2 separate regions of the Mus musculus genome follow, and region 2 is linked to region 1. A link is a contact called in ENCODE Hi-C or POLR2A ChIA-PET data. All regions are on one chromosome and are shown on one strand. Each heading gives the region's core, a stretch centred on a gene start or an enhancer-like site at or near the end of the contact. The rest is flanking DNA. Distances are from core to core; before and after follow the strand shown. Region 1 holds the start of Babam1 (BRISC and BRCA1 A complex member 1). Region 2 holds the start of Ell (elongation factor RNA polymerase II).

Evidence for each region. Hi-C counts contacts between places; a loop is a spot of excess contacts on that map. ChIA-PET counts read pairs that join two places held with the same protein, here RNA polymerase II (POLR2A).
Region 2: a map of T-helper 1 cell shows a loop between it and region 1 (6-fold over the local background). The contact joins the promoter of Ell here to the promoter of Babam1 in region 1. A Hi-C loop is called at or near these places in 1 of 37 maps with a recorded cell type or tissue (T-helper 1 cell). POLR2A ChIA-PET finds 5 or more read pairs at or near these places in 1 of 5 experiments (embryonic stem cell).

What each region holds. Positions count from the first base shown.
Region 1 is chr8:71,393,787-71,401,108 of GRCm38, reverse strand. Babam1 (BRISC and BRCA1 A complex member 1) reads right to left here and starts at 4,254. Exons shown (of 9, transcript NM_026636.2): 1 at 4,089-4,254; 2 at 3,084-3,430; 3 at 2,659-2,717; 4 at 1,463-1,583; 5 at 1,302-1,380. The coding sequence starts at 3,380. Ushbp1 (USH1 protein network component harmonin binding protein 1) reads left to right here and starts at 5,308. Exons shown (of 13, transcript NM_181418.3): 1 at 5,308-5,395; 2 at 5,640-5,769; 3 at 5,938-6,059; 4 at 6,299-6,734. The coding sequence starts at 5,716.
Region 2 is chr8:70,536,012-70,543,333 of GRCm38, reverse strand. It overlaps Ell (elongation factor RNA polymerase II), which reads right to left and starts at 3,659. Exons shown (of 12, transcript NM_007924.2): 1 at 3,493-3,659. The coding sequence starts at 3,627. It overlaps Gm51534 (a long non-coding RNA gene), which reads left to right and starts at 3,805. Exons shown (of 2, transcript XR_003947400.1): 1 at 3,805-3,866.

The sequences.
Region 1 (7,322 bases), core at 3,005-5,504:
TTCAGTCACACTAGCTGACACCTGTCCCACCAACCACACAGGATGCCAGCGACAGAGCCTGGTTCTGGTTGGCTTTGGGCTTTGGCATCCTTGTATATAACAGGCAGCATTCTGTTGTTGCTGCTGATTTTGTTTTTGAAAGAGTCTAGATTTGTAGCTAAGGCTGGCTTGGAACTTCTAACCCTCTTGCCTCAGCTCTGGGCTGACACTCCTGTACCCCAGCACCTCCCTGTGGTGGGTTTTGAATGTGACTCCACCTAGAATGCCACACATGGAATACTCCATTTGTGATCCCAGTTTGCTGGGACTTGGGCTCAGTCACTAGAGCACTTGCTCAGCACGCATGTAGCTACTCAGTGTGCTCAACACACCCTCATGCCAACACTGTAGGAGGTGGAAGCAGACAGACCAGAGGCTCAAGGCCATTCATCCTTAGTTACACTGTGAACTCAAGACCAGCCTCAGCTACAGGAGAAATAATCTCAAAAATATATTAATTACATATTTGATGTCGGGTGGTGGCACATGACTTTAACCCCAGCACTTGGAAGGCAGAGGCAAGTTGAGCTCTGTGAATTTGAAGCTAGCCTGGTCCAGGGTAAGTTCCAAGACAGCTGTATAATGAGAGAGATCCTATCTCAATCAATAAATATTGAAAATGAAAGAATTGGGCTGGAGAGATGGCTCAGCGGTAAGAGCATTGACTGCTCTTCCAGAGGTCCTGAGTTCAATTCCCAGCAACCACATGGTGGCTCACAACCATCTGTAATGGGATCTGGGGCCTTCTTCTGGTGTCTCTGAACAGCGTACTCATCATATATATAAAAAAATAAATAAATAAAATCTTTAAAAAAAAAATGAAAGAATTATAGGGCAGTGCTAGAGACATGGCTCAGTGGCTAAGAACACTGACTGCTCTTCCACAGTCCTGAGTTCAATTCTCAGCAACCATATGAAGGTTCACAACCATCTATACTTGGACCTGATGACTCTGGTACATATATGCAGATATAGCACTCATAAACATGAGAGAGAGGCAGGGGAAGGGGAGACAGGGAGGAGAGGCGGGGGGGGGAAAGGGGGGAGGTGGAAGAAGGGAGAGAGGCGAGTTGGAGGGGGGAGTTGAAGGCATGGTTCTGAAGCTCTGTAGTGTTACTCTCAAGGAAAACACTGATTCCCGGGTTTGTATTTTTTGGGGATTGGCTGCACAACTTGGGCTGTGTGTTGCAGGGATCCCACAGTACTACTGAGGCCCCACTGCATCGTCACTGAAGTAGGGCTGGGGACAGTGACAAGGATACTGAAGGTGGAGCAGGACGCCGTCTCCAGGTCATACAGGCAGCTGCAGAGCTCACGTGGGTCAGAGGTCAGGCCAGACAGCTATGGGAAAGTCAAGACTTTGGTGCTGGGTCCCAGTCCTGAGGTCCACCAGAGTCCCTGTGTTCCCCCCCACCCCCCTTACCCAGGCGGAGTCGTCATTCACTACAACCAGTGCAAATTCGTGGCTCTTGTCAATCTTGTGCTTTGTGCGAACAAACATCTCAACCATCTTCTGAGACACATTCAGGGCGTTTGTCCTAGAGCTGAGAGGGAGGTCAGATGACAGAGGTCAGATAATATCAGCAGGGTGCCGAAAGCCAGGTGTGACAGTGTTGGTTGCCAACTAGACAACATCTGGCATTAACTAAAACCCAAGTGGCTGGGCACACCTGTGAGGGATTTTTTTTTTTTTCTTTTTCTTTTTCTTTTTCGAGACAGGGTTTCTCTGTGTAGCCCTGGCTGTCCTGAAACTCACTTTGTAGACCAGGCTGGCCTTGAACTCAGAGATCCACCTGCCTCTGCCTCCCAAGTGCTGGGATTAAAGGCGTGCGCCACCACTGCCCAGAGGGATTTTTTTCTTAATTAAATCATTTGAAGTGGGAAGATGCACTTTTAGCCCAGATCTCTGATGTGGGTAGAATCCACCTTTACCCTGGGCCCTCTGCCTGCAGCCTAGGTGAAGGACATGAGAGAAGGGACACTTTGCTTGCTTGCCCTTGCTCTGCTCTATTTAGCAAGTTTGCTCCTTCACTGGCATCAGAGCCTACTTCTTCATGATTATGGTGCCTGCTAAGGAGAAGCTGAGACATCCAGTCTCATGGACTGAACAACTGCTGGACTGTTGGGTCTTCCGCTGGCAGACAGTCATTGGAGGACCAGCTGCACCACAGCCTGAGAGCCACTCTAATATGTCTCACTCATATATAGAACACCAATATACACCAGGTTAGCCTCAAACTCACTGTGTAGTGTAGGCTAGCCTCAAACACACTCTAGAGCACAAGCTGCATTGCAAAGGTGGACCCTGAACTCCTGATGCCTCCATCTCTGCCTCCATCAGCGCTATAATGGCAAGTGTGTGCCACTGGCTCCTGAGCCAAGGCCAGTCCAGATGTAACACCTGATACCCCAGGCTGCCAGGGGTACACACAAAGCTTCACGAGCTAGACAGTGGCCTAGCCCATCACCTTGAGGCCAGCTAGGGTTGGCTCCTAAGAGTGTCATACATATGGACACAGCCTTGGAAGTGTCAGTGTCACGAACACCTGAATCCTACTGGGTGGAGGAATGACCCTATGCATTCTGAGCTGCCTATGTCCAAACTCAATGCCACAGTACCCATTAAAGGACTCCAGCTTTGGCACAGACATCTCCTCCGAAAGATCCAGACAGATGATCTGAAACATAAAGAGAAGAAAGAGAGTACAGGACCAAACCAGACTACAGCCATTACAGTTATTACAGATTGGGTGGGTCCTAGCCAGCAGAGCTCAAAAAGGGCTCAGGGGTGGAGCCTCTGCCTAGAATGGAGGGGGAATGGCTATAGCACAAATGGAAGTCCAGGTGCCACAAAATAAAAATAAATAAATAAATAAATAAATAAATAAATAAATAAATAAAAACAAGAATCTAAATTCAGTGACGTTTAAGCTACCAAGTGTGTGATGTTCATGGAACCTATAGAAAACTGAGGCAGCAATTTAGAGGAGTGGCCTGTCTGAGGGTCTCCATCCCCTACATCTCCAGCCAAGACCCTCACATACCACCTTCTCTGGACAGTTGACCCTTGGTGTTCGAATCTGGACCTCAGATGCTGATGCTGGTACTTGCCAGGGCTTAGGCCCGGCTCCTGGGACACTGGCTGCCCCGCCATCTGCAGTGGCTGCCTCACCCTCGCCCTCGCTGCGGCTGCCCACACTGGCTTGAGCTCCCAGGGCCCGGTCCTCAGCCCCCTCTGGATTGGATCGAGTGTGAGGCCTGGGCTCTGATATCGTCTCCTCTCCTTCTTCTTCCTCCTCTTCCTCCTCCTCCGTGGGGCTGTTCGCCTCTGCCACCTCCATGGTTCCCGAGTGGTTAGATGAAGGGGGGATAGTGGAAGCCAGGATCCTGCCTTAAGAGTTTGTAAAGACAATGGTTACTAGGAAGACAGAAGATGGGCACGAGCCCCTTACGCACAGGAGTCTCTGAGGGCTACAGAATGCTACCATAAGACAGTGTGTCCAGAAACCACCCTCAGGTGAAGTAAGTTTTTTCGTTTTCTTTTTTGTTTGTGACAGCTCCATGTGGCCCAGGCTGCACTCTAACTCTAAAACTATACGGCTTATAATGGCCGGGTACTTCTGTATTCACCTTCCAAGTGCCGGAGTACACCGCCGCACATAGTTTAGGTGGTGCTAGGGACGGATACCCAGGGCCTCATGCAAGCTAGGCAAACTCTTTACCAACTGAGCCACAAGCACTGTTCCAACTGAACTGCTGTTCATCCTTAGCTTTCCGCTGTTTACACAGGACGAACACCCCAGTTGCCTGGTCACTGGGTATTCGACCCATTAAGGCCTCCAGTGGCTCCCACACCTGGGAGACTTGGTTTGTGGAGCCGAAAAGATACAGTTGAAGTTTCCCAAAACTACTTTTCCCCTGAGGCGGCGCCGGTCCGGTCCCTAGGGAAACACAGGAAGCCCAAGTGACCCTGCGATGGATGCGCGGTTTTAGGGGTGGCATCTCGGGACCTCGAATCCCCCACCCCTAAGTCCTCAAGAAGAACGAACCTGGAGCTACAGCAATCCGGGTCGAAGTTAGACCACGGCGACACAAAGCTCACGCGCGTTCACAGTGCCGCAGGTTCCACTCTGTAGCCTGGGCACCGCGGCCAGTCAATCAGGACTCTAGGAAGCCGCCATCTTCCTGGCCGGAAGTTTGTGCGGCGCTGCCGAGACACCTTCTGGGAAATGTAGTTCAGTGGCCCTCGGGACATGGAAGCTGATAGGCTGAGGCGTTCTGGGGGTGTGGCTTGGAGTGGCTGGAATGGGGCTGAAGATGGGTAATACTGGGAGTGGGTGTGATCTGTGGTGGATAGAAGCAAAATTGGGCGTAATTTGTAGTTCCGGTTTAATCACGCTATGGTTCTCAAGGCTTCTGCTGAAATAGGACAGAAGCCTGAGCTGGGCGGGGCCGTTTGATGATTGACGGGGTAGGACTTGGCTTGGACTTGCCAAAGGCCTTCTCAGTTACTTATGTAACTTAGGTTGGCATTCATTCACTAGTACCTTGATGAGGACTGGTGGTGCACACCTGTCATCCCAACACTCCAGAGACCCGGAGACGAAGATCGGGCGTTTAGACCAGGCTGGGCTAAATGAGACGCTGTATAAAAACTAAAATGTAAAGAAAAAGTAAAGAAGGCAGCAGACACACTGTGGACAAGCTTATTGTTGCCAGTGCCTCCAACCGCCTGATGCAGCAGTTCAGACTCATTGAAGAGAAACGTTGTGGGCTACTGAGCAGGTGCAGGCTCTTGCCACCAATCCTGAGGGGCCTGAGTTCGATCTCGGAGACAAGTAGGACCACCACAGACAAAGATGAGTAAAGCAAAGTAATGAAAAATAAAAGCTGTGCAAATGCTGAAGCCAACTCCTACAGTTTTGGTTTTTTTTTGGTTTTAGAAACACACACACACACACACACACACACACACACACACACACACACACACAAAGACCTTCACATTAGAGCGAGTCCTGGTGAACAGGGGACACAAAAAATCCAAAATGAAAATGGAAGGTTTGGCCTCGGGTAAGGGGATACTGATATCTTTAGAGCGGGACAAAGGTCCTGGTCCTCCATCCTCCTCCCGTTCTGGAGGAAGCCGGCATCCTGGAGAAGGAAACGAAACAATAACTGTCCATGTGATCAGGGTAGGGGGGCTTCCTGTTTCCCAGCCCCTCCCGGGCCACTTTTGGCTATCGCAGCCTCAGTAGCCAGTGGCCAGAATGGCTTGAGATATGCCCTGGATCTCAGGCCTTTCCCAAGGTGCTCTGGAGAAGCAGAGAAGAGCGCAGCAGGGTCAACCCCCAGGGTGAGGGAGTTTGATGCTAAGAGCCGTAGGAAGAAAGAGGATTTTAGGGTCCCTACCCAATGCTTCTATGGGGGGTGGGGCACAGATAAGAGAAACGCCTTCAGACAGCTGAGGGGAGAAGAATGCCCAGTAGAGATGGGGGATGGGGGAGTAAGGAACAAGTAGATAGTTAGTGGGCACTATTGGAGAGGTATATGAATATTTAAATGTGTCAATCGGAGTAGACACCCCAAAAATCCTACAGGAAACAAAAAAACAAAAAACAAGGATTCTAAGGTGACGAAGGCAAGAACTGAAAGCAGACTGTAGTGACAGAGGCAATGAGTGCCCGGGCCACACGGCCCCGAAGCCGTCGAGGGAGGCATCCTCTGCCTGTAAGTGTGCCCCTCTTCCTGCCACACTCAGTCCCATGGATCCTGGGAACCCAGGCCTGCTAGGCTCAGAGCCCGTGGTGGTGTAGGGGAGTCCTCCACAGGTGGAGCTGGATATGATGGCCAAGAGACTGTGTGTGTGTGTTGGGGGGAAACGGGGTTCATTCACAGGGGGAGCTAGACCCTGTAGCTGAGAGCTCAGAGGAAGTAGATGCCAACAATGGACGCTTCGAGACTAAACCTGAGCTGCATCAGGAATACCTTGGTCCTGGCCTTCAGAGCCCAAGGAACTGGTAGGATGCATTTAGTATGTACCCTATATTCTAGCCCAACACCCCAACACCCCCCCTGCACAAAGCTGCCTCCTGCCACTCACCTGCCCATTGCCTCTGCTGCCTGCCTCTCTCCTCTTCCTGTTTATCCTCCAGCCATGCCGCTCATTCCCTACTCTACCTTCCTAGCGACCCTAGGGTTAGCCCTCCAGGTCTCTTCTGAGCCTCAGGTGGCTGGGGTTCCCCCACTATCTTCACAGGATCAAGGAGGGTTGTGATGTGGGATCCCATGCGGTTCTATCCTTGAGCCCAGAAGAACAGTGCGAGCCTGAGGTGGAAGCCCACCAGGTCCTGCAAGAAGCCCCCCTGGATAGTGGCCCTGCTGAGATATCAGTACCCAGTGTGTATGAGACCTTGCAGTGCAGGCTGAGCTCCCTTGAGGCAGTTGTAGCTGCCTTGCGCCACCACTCGCTAAGCTTTCCAAAGTCAGTGGAAGCAGAAGACAGAGACCAGGGGGCTCCGGGGCCCTTTGGTGATGAGAAAGAAGACGCAGGACCTGGACAGCAGGAGGCTGCTCGCCTCATAGAGAGGAACGCCTGGCTGCGGCTAGCCCTGTGCAACCGGGAGGATGAGCTGGCATGCACTCAGGCTTCACTGCAGGACGCCCAGGCAGAGAAGGAGACTCTGCAGAGACAGGTAAGCTGGTGACTGGGGAAGAGGCAGATCCAGCCTTGGGAGCAGACACACTGATGTGGAACAGTGACAGATGTGCCAAGGAAGTGACCAACAGAGACAGCACAGTGAGAGGGAGAGCAAGGAAGACAGGCAGGCTGCACCCCATGATCTTAACACTCAGGAAGTCCAAGAGGGACAGTCTCCACTCAGGTGAGCCCTGGCTAAGACCAACTTTGTTCTCAGCTGTAGACTGAGTCCAAGGCTAGCCTGGATTACAGACCCTACCTATGTCAGTTGCACTACACACACACACAAACACACACACTAATCCTGTCTTGGGGGGTGTTTTTTATTTTTCGTTTTTTCGGATACAGAATTTCTCTGTGTAACAGAGCCCTGGCTGTCCTGAACTTACTAGGGTAGACTAGGGTGGCCTCAAAATCACAGAGATCCACCTGCCTCTGCTTTCCCAGTGCTGGGATTAAAGGTGTGAGCTATGCCAGACTTATTTTAGGGTTTCTATTGCTGTAATAAAACACCTCAACCAAAAGCAACTGGGGAGGAAGAGATTTATTTCATCTTAAGACTCTCAGGCCACACTCCATCACT
Region 2 (7,322 bases), core at 2,410-4,909, 860 kb after region 1:
AGGCCCAGAAGGCAGCTTCCTACTGGCAAGTGACAAGTGTCCAGGGATATGAGGCCACAGCAGAATCCAGACAAGTCACTCTTGGTAGAGACTCTGAAACTGAAGAAGGGGGAGGTTGACCCTTGCTGGCCCACAGATGCTCAAGGTTCTTAACCCTGCTAGAACCTTCAATTTTCCCTGACCTCTCCATGCCTCTCCACCAAGGGCAAGGTGAGGGCATGGGGCCACAGAGCCACCTACCTAGCAATGAACTACAATGGGGTAGGTGGAGGCAGGGTTCCCACCTCATGGCTCTCAGGGAACATGCCCCTCTCTCTCTCTCTCTCTCTCTTTTTTTTTTGTTTTTTGTTTTTGTTTTTTCGAGACAGGGTTTCTCTGTATAGCCCTGGCTGTCCTGGAACTCACTTTGTAGACCAGGCTGGCCTCGAACTCAGAAATCCACCTGCCTCTGCCTCTGCCTCCCGAGTGCTGGGATTAAAGGCGTGCGCCATCACACCTGGCTGGGAACATGCCTCTCAATAGCAACTGGCTGTCCTGGAAGGTAGAGGGGACCATATTTCTTCATGTGTCCTAGAAGTCACACCCACAGAGTCCCAAAACACACAGATGAAGTGTCACATCAGCACCAGTTTGGTTTGAGAACTCTTTTAGGTTGTTTCTTTGAGAAAAGGTCTCATATAGGCCAGACTGGCCTTGAATTCCAAACCCTTCTGCCTCATCCTCCCCAGCCCTGGACCCACAGGCAGTTCTCCTGCATTGTATTTATCAGTATTATTTTTATGTTAGAGGTCCAGGTGGGATGGGCTCCAGCCATGCCTATGGCTGTACCTTGAACTGACATGGCATTCTGTGCCAGTACAGGCAAGCGCACACTTCCCTCCCCTCAACATGTGTAGCTCTTCACCAGGTTACACAGACCCTTTCCACAGCCCGTTCCCTTCCAGGCCCTGCTCTGGCTACACCTGAAGCTAAGAAAAAGCTCCTGGCAATTCAAACTAAAATATAGGATGATGCTGGGGCTTGACAGTCAACAGGGAAGTTAAGGTTAGAAGGTCCTGAGTTCAAGACCAGCCTGGGATACAGAAGAGGTAAAGCAATCTAAAAACAACAACAACAACAACAACAACAACAAAACCCCAACAACAACAGAGAAACTCTGTCTCGAAAAAAACAAAACCAAAAAATAAATAAATGAAAGCAAGTAGCTGGGAAGTAGTGACATACAACTTTAATCCCAGCATTCAGAGGTAGAGGCAGGGAGATCTCTGAGTTCCAGACCAGCCTTGTCTACAGAGCGAGTTCCAAGACAGCCAGGGCTACACAGAGAGACCCCATCTAGAAATACGAAACATAAAAGAGCTGGTGGCACTGCTCAGTGGTAAGCAAGTGCCGGGCAGACTCAAGACCTAACTGCTGGAGAAGCAAAAGAGACTAACTTGGACAGGTTGCTTTTTAATGTGGCACCAACTCAAAGCAGGGACAAGAGGTAGTGCTGGCCCTGTGAGCATCAGCTGATATCCAGTGCCTTTCTAGTTACTCAAGTTTCTCCAAGTCCCTTCCCCTGGTTCACCATTCCAAACCTGTCCTCTCCTGCCACCAGAGCTAACACTGTCTCAGCTCAGACCCCTCCACACTCAGAGAGTAAGAGTAAATCCAAGTTAGGTGCTGTGGCACACACCTTTAACCTAATAAAGGTGGCAGGTAGATCTCCGAGAGCTAGAGACCAGTATGTTCTACCTGGCAAGATCCAGGACAACCAGGATTACTTAAAAAACAAGAAACAGAGCCGGGCCGTGGTGGTACAGAGAAACCCTGTCTCAAAAAAACAAAAACAAAACAAAACAAAACAACCCCAAGAAACAAACTATATGCGTCTCTGAAGCTGGGCTGGTGGTGGTTCCTGCCTGCCACCTTGGCACCTAGAGTCAAGAGTCATGGGTTTGACAGCAGCCTAGGATAGAGTGAAGCTCTGATGCTGACCACAGATTACACTCCAAAGTCGCCTTGCCAGTAAGTGCCCTGTCAGCTTTCCAGATAAACACAGGTTTGGACTGTCCCAAAACTGAATGCTGTCAGCCACAAGACACAGAGTCCCTTATGGTTGGTAGTCAAACAGCTAGACACAACTGGCTTCCTCAGGGCCCGAGCACAGTGGCCTGCAATTCCACAAGTGCCCTCACAAGAGGAAGACCAGGCTTCGATAGGGGATGTAATGCACAGCAAAATTAAAAATAACAGTATGACAGCGGTGCTGGAGAAGGCTGTAGGGGTGGCAGAGCAAGGGCCAGCGACTGCCACCAGGTACCAAGTTCACCTGACAGCAGTGACTCATGCTCTGGCCCAGCTGTTTCTGAGAAAAGCCCTGGTTCTCCAGGACTAGTCAGAATGGCCCAAGGGGAAAGACTACAGGTTGGAATTCTAACCAGGAAGAGTGGCTGGGCTGGTCACTCAGTGGCTGCCACCCAAATCCTCACCACCTCTTCCTTCTCACCTGCAGGGGCACTTTCTGCCCCTTTTGACAAGGGAAGAAGGACTTTTTCCAAAGAGATTCAACCTGTTCTAGGAAGGAAAAAACTAAAACCCGGGCACGGGCAGGAAGTGGCTCAAAGAAGTGAAGGGAAGACATGCAGGAAGAGGTAGGCTCCCCAGATCACTGAATGGGGAATAAATTCCTGGCTTGGCCAATGGTGCAGCACATGTCCTGGGCAGGAAGAAAACCACATTCTTTCCTAGTTACTCTCTGTTCACTCGACCGCGTCAACACCCCCCGAGCCAGCACAGGCAAACACACATCCCAGACACAGACTCAACACCCCAGTCACTTTAGTAAGATGAACCCTCAAGCCACTTCCCCTGGGGTCCTGCAACTTCTGTCTCAGTGGATGGATGCAGGGTGATACCGTGGCTTGGGTGGGGCATCAAGGTGTGACCCAGAGTGAGGCACAGGAAAGAGGGACACAGCCAGGATCCCTAACCCCACTCCCAAGCCAGGAGGCAGTACCAAAAAGCCTGGAATTTCTCCCAGATGAAGAGTGGAAAATGGAGAGACCAAGTGTGGTGGCTACAGTTGCCTCCTGCTGAGTGCCCAGGGGAGGAAGCCCCCATGGCTAACACAACCACCTCCGTCGGTGAGAAAAACACAACAGCCTTGTCCAAAATATCCAGGGAAACAGGGTTACAAGAGTGGCAGGATCTGGGGCCAGGCAGTAAGTTTCTGTCAAACTACCCCTTCTATGAGTGGATCCAAACACACCTGTCATCCCAGCACTTAAGAACCTAAGGCAGGAGGATGGCCGTCAGTTCAGGGACAACCTGAGCTACATAGAAAGGACCTATTTTTAAAAAAAGAGACAAGAGTAGAGCCAACCTGAAGGATGTCACTGGGGCTGGTCAAGGTATCGCCAGGTGTGGACGCGCGGCCTTGTCCCCCACAGGTCCCCGCAAGTGTCTCCCCACGGCGCAGCCTACCCGCCAGGACGCCGCAAAGCTCACCTGGTGGGCCCGGTAGCTTTCAAAAGCCTTCAAAGCACTGTCGGTGAGCTTCACGTGGAACACCGACACCCTGCTGCCGTCGCTCACGCGCCCACACGACAACCCGTAACTCCTAGCCTCCTTCAGCGCCGCCATCTTGCAACCATCACTCCCCCGCCCCCCTCCTCAGCGACTGCGCCCGCACGCCGGCCTGACCCGCCCCGCCCCGCCGCGCCGCCCGCCGACGTGCTGCATTATTCATGAGGCCAGCATAGCCACGCCCCACTCCGGGCGCGCGTGCCTTCTTTGACAGAGCTGAGGAACATTTTGCCTCGGGCCCGCACAGATGGCCACGCCCCCAAGCACTTACAGGCCCGCTCTCGGGACCGGAGACTGTGAGTCTTGCTGTATTATTCAAGAAGAGAGGTTAGCCACGCCTTCCCGCGCGCTCCAAACCCGCCTTCAAAAACTAACCACAGCGCAACTGGCCACTCCCTAAGGGTCTCGCGAGGCCAGTCATAGCCTTAAAACAGCTCTTCAGAGCTCTCTAAGAAACTTCCCTCCCTTGCAAACAACTCCCATGCGCGTGCGCCAGTTCACAGACAGGCTCCTCCTACCTGACGACTCCTCCTGCATTATTCATGAGACGAAGGCAGCCTCGACCCCAAGACTGCAGGAAACCCATCCTCATCCCAAACCCAGCAAAGCCCTCTCAGCCTCGCGACCTGTCGCGTGAGTGTGTTATTTATGAGAAACTGGCCGTGATCTCCGACGTGTTGGTAGACTGCCAGGCCGCGACGACGAACACGTTTGTTCGCAGTTGCCAGCCAGATCTAGATGGTCACTCATATGCAGCGAGCCCACCCCGCCCCCAGTGAAAAAAAAATCACCTTAAAGAAACATATTTAGCCACGCCTACACGCGTTGAAGCCCGCCTCCTCTACCAGCCCTATGCCACGCCCCCAAACGCCCATGGAACCCTGCGTCACCGAGGAACTGCTCCCCAAGCGCTCCGCGTTTGGCCACGCCCCCAAACTCCCGTAAAGCCCGCCTACCGACTTGCTGTATTATTCATGAAGCAGGCGTGGCCACTCCCCCACCCCGTGCTTGCTGATTTTCCCAGACCACCGCTTGCCCGCCAAACGCCCAACTGATACGCCCCCCGCAGTCGCAGGGTCTGCCCTACTTCAGTTCATGCACTGGGCTACATAGTCAGACCCCAAGCTCCCGAGGCCCTCCCCAGAAGCCTCAGCCGCTGGGCAAGCTGAGTTATTCAGGAGTTGCCGCTGCCGCGTTTCAAAAACCAATTTTCAAGGGTTTCCCACCCAACTGACTTAAGATCCCTGACCGCTTGACCGACGTGGCCTATTCCCCACCCGCTCATAAGTATAAGAGCTGACGGTTCCATCTTTCCAAGCTCCTAACCTCGCCGCTACATGTGTTACTCATGAACCCTTAACACTTGAACTTGGGCCTTTCAGCTTGATATTTATGCTTTTTTTCCGCGTTCCTTGGGTGGAGTCTAGGCACAGCTCTCCAGAGGGTCAAGTGCCAGGCCTGCTCGCACCAGGACGGAGTGGGCGTCTGTTGAGGCTTGTGGTGGGCGTGGTTACATAAACCAAGTGGGCGTGGGCTTGCCCGGTCCAGCTAATAGGGGGGATCCCCAGAACCAGGGCAAGAACTGTGGAAACAGGATGAAGTGCTGATTATGTCTGATGCTAAAAGTTCAACAACTGGATGAATATCCCACACGTCACGCGCTGGTTTTCCAATAAACAACTCTTAACGCAACATCCAACACGTACTCAATGTTGCACAACCGACACCACTGACTGTTCCAGAATATTTCTATCAAAGGAAAGCCTGGTCCTCATTTGCAGTTTTTCCTGTTCCCTCTCTGTCACCTGGCAACTCTGATCTGCTTGTCTTTGTGGGTATTTCATAGTGCGGTCCTACAACCTGAGGCCTTTGAGGTGTGATTGTTGTCAAGGATCATCAATTGGTGATGAATCAGAGCTTCGTTCCTTTTTGATGACTATGTAATATTTTGGTGTGTGTAATTAACAGCTTCTCTTACTCATGTGATGATCAGCATCAATTACTGCTGCTCACTGCTTACCTGTGGACACTTTTGTTTTTGTTTTAAGATATATTTATCTGATGTCTGCGAGTACACTGTAGCTGTCTTCAGACACACCAGAAGAGAGCATCAGATACCATTACAGATGGATGTGAGCCACCATGTGGTTGCTGGGAATTGAACTCAGGACCTCTAGAAGAACAGTCAAGACCTCTGAGCCATTTCTCCAGCCCTGTAGACAGTTTTTGTTTTTGTTTTTGGAGACAGGGTTTCTCTGTATAGCCCTGGCTGTCCTGGAACTCACTTTGTAGACCAGGCTGGCCTCGAACTCAGAAATCCGTCTGCCTCTGCCTCCCAAGTGCTGGGATTAAAGGCGTGCACCACCACACCCGGCTAAGCATAAAGTTTTTAACATGTTATGGAGAAGAGGTCCTAGCTAGTCAAGCCATAGAGTGGAGCTGCCAGCTGCAGTCTCCAGGAGACATCTCTGTAGATTTAGTTCAACCACAGAGCAGAGTCAGGAAATGCTTTGTTTCACCAACACAGTCCTGGTCTCCCTAGTGCTAAGATGATAGGTGTGAGTCACCACCCAGCTTTGAGCTACTTTTATGTGCATGAGTGCTTACATACATGTGTCTATGTGCCATGTACAGCCATAAGAAGGTATGAGGTCTTCTAGAACTGGACTTACAGATGGTTGTGAGTTTCCATGCTGGGAACTGAACCCAAGTCTTCTGCAAGAGCAGCAGGTACTCATAGCTCCTGAGCCACCTCTCCAGACCCTTGTTTCAAGGCATGGTTTCATGAGTCCAGGTTTGCCTGCAATTTACCATATAGCTTAGGGTAGCTTGAACTCAGAATCCTCCAGTCTCAGTGTTCTAAATCTTCCATGGCAGGACAGGCTCCATCATTGGATTGAGAGTCCTCTTACTTTGTACCCAGCCTCCAAAGGCAGGAAGTCATAGCCCAGGATCCCCCAGTGAGAGGCTGGACACATGGCTCATCCATCTCTAAAGTATTTGCTGGGCTGGCAAATCAGCCCTGTAGGTAAAGGTGCTTGCTACCAAGTCTGATACCTAAATTCAATCCCTAGGACCCAAAAGAAAGAAGTGATATGCACCATTGCACAAACAACCCCCCCCCCCACACACACACACATACAATTTAATAAAATGTAATGAGATTTTGGATTTCCAGTACTGCAAAGTAAGCCAGACATGATGGCAAGTTTGTAGTACCAGCTACCCAGAAGGCTGAGGCAGGAGGATCACCAGTATCCAGCAGTCCACAAATCAACCTAGACTATACTGCAAGACCCTGTCTCCGAGGTAAACAAAGGATGTAGGAGGTATATAGGTGCTACACCAACTTCAGGGAACATTATAGAGAGGAAGTGTAGTTTCTGGTGAGCAGGTGTAGGGTGTGACTAAAAGATCTCACATACCGGGGCTGGAGAGATGGTTCAGGGGTTAAGAGCCTTGACTGCTCTTTCAGAGGTCCTGGGTTCAATTCCCAGCAACCTCATGGAGGCTCACAACCATCTGTAATGGGATCTGATGCCTTCTTCTGGTGTCTCTGAAGACAGCTATAGTGTACTCATCATATATATAAAAAATAAAATCTTAAAAAAAAACCAAAAACTCACATACCACTTTGCACCTTCCTAGATAGGCTGGACACAGTAGGGCTCCCCACCACCCTAGCTGAGATCAGAATAGCTTTGGAAAAAACAAAAACACTTAAGTGTGAGATATGATATCATATAGCTAAT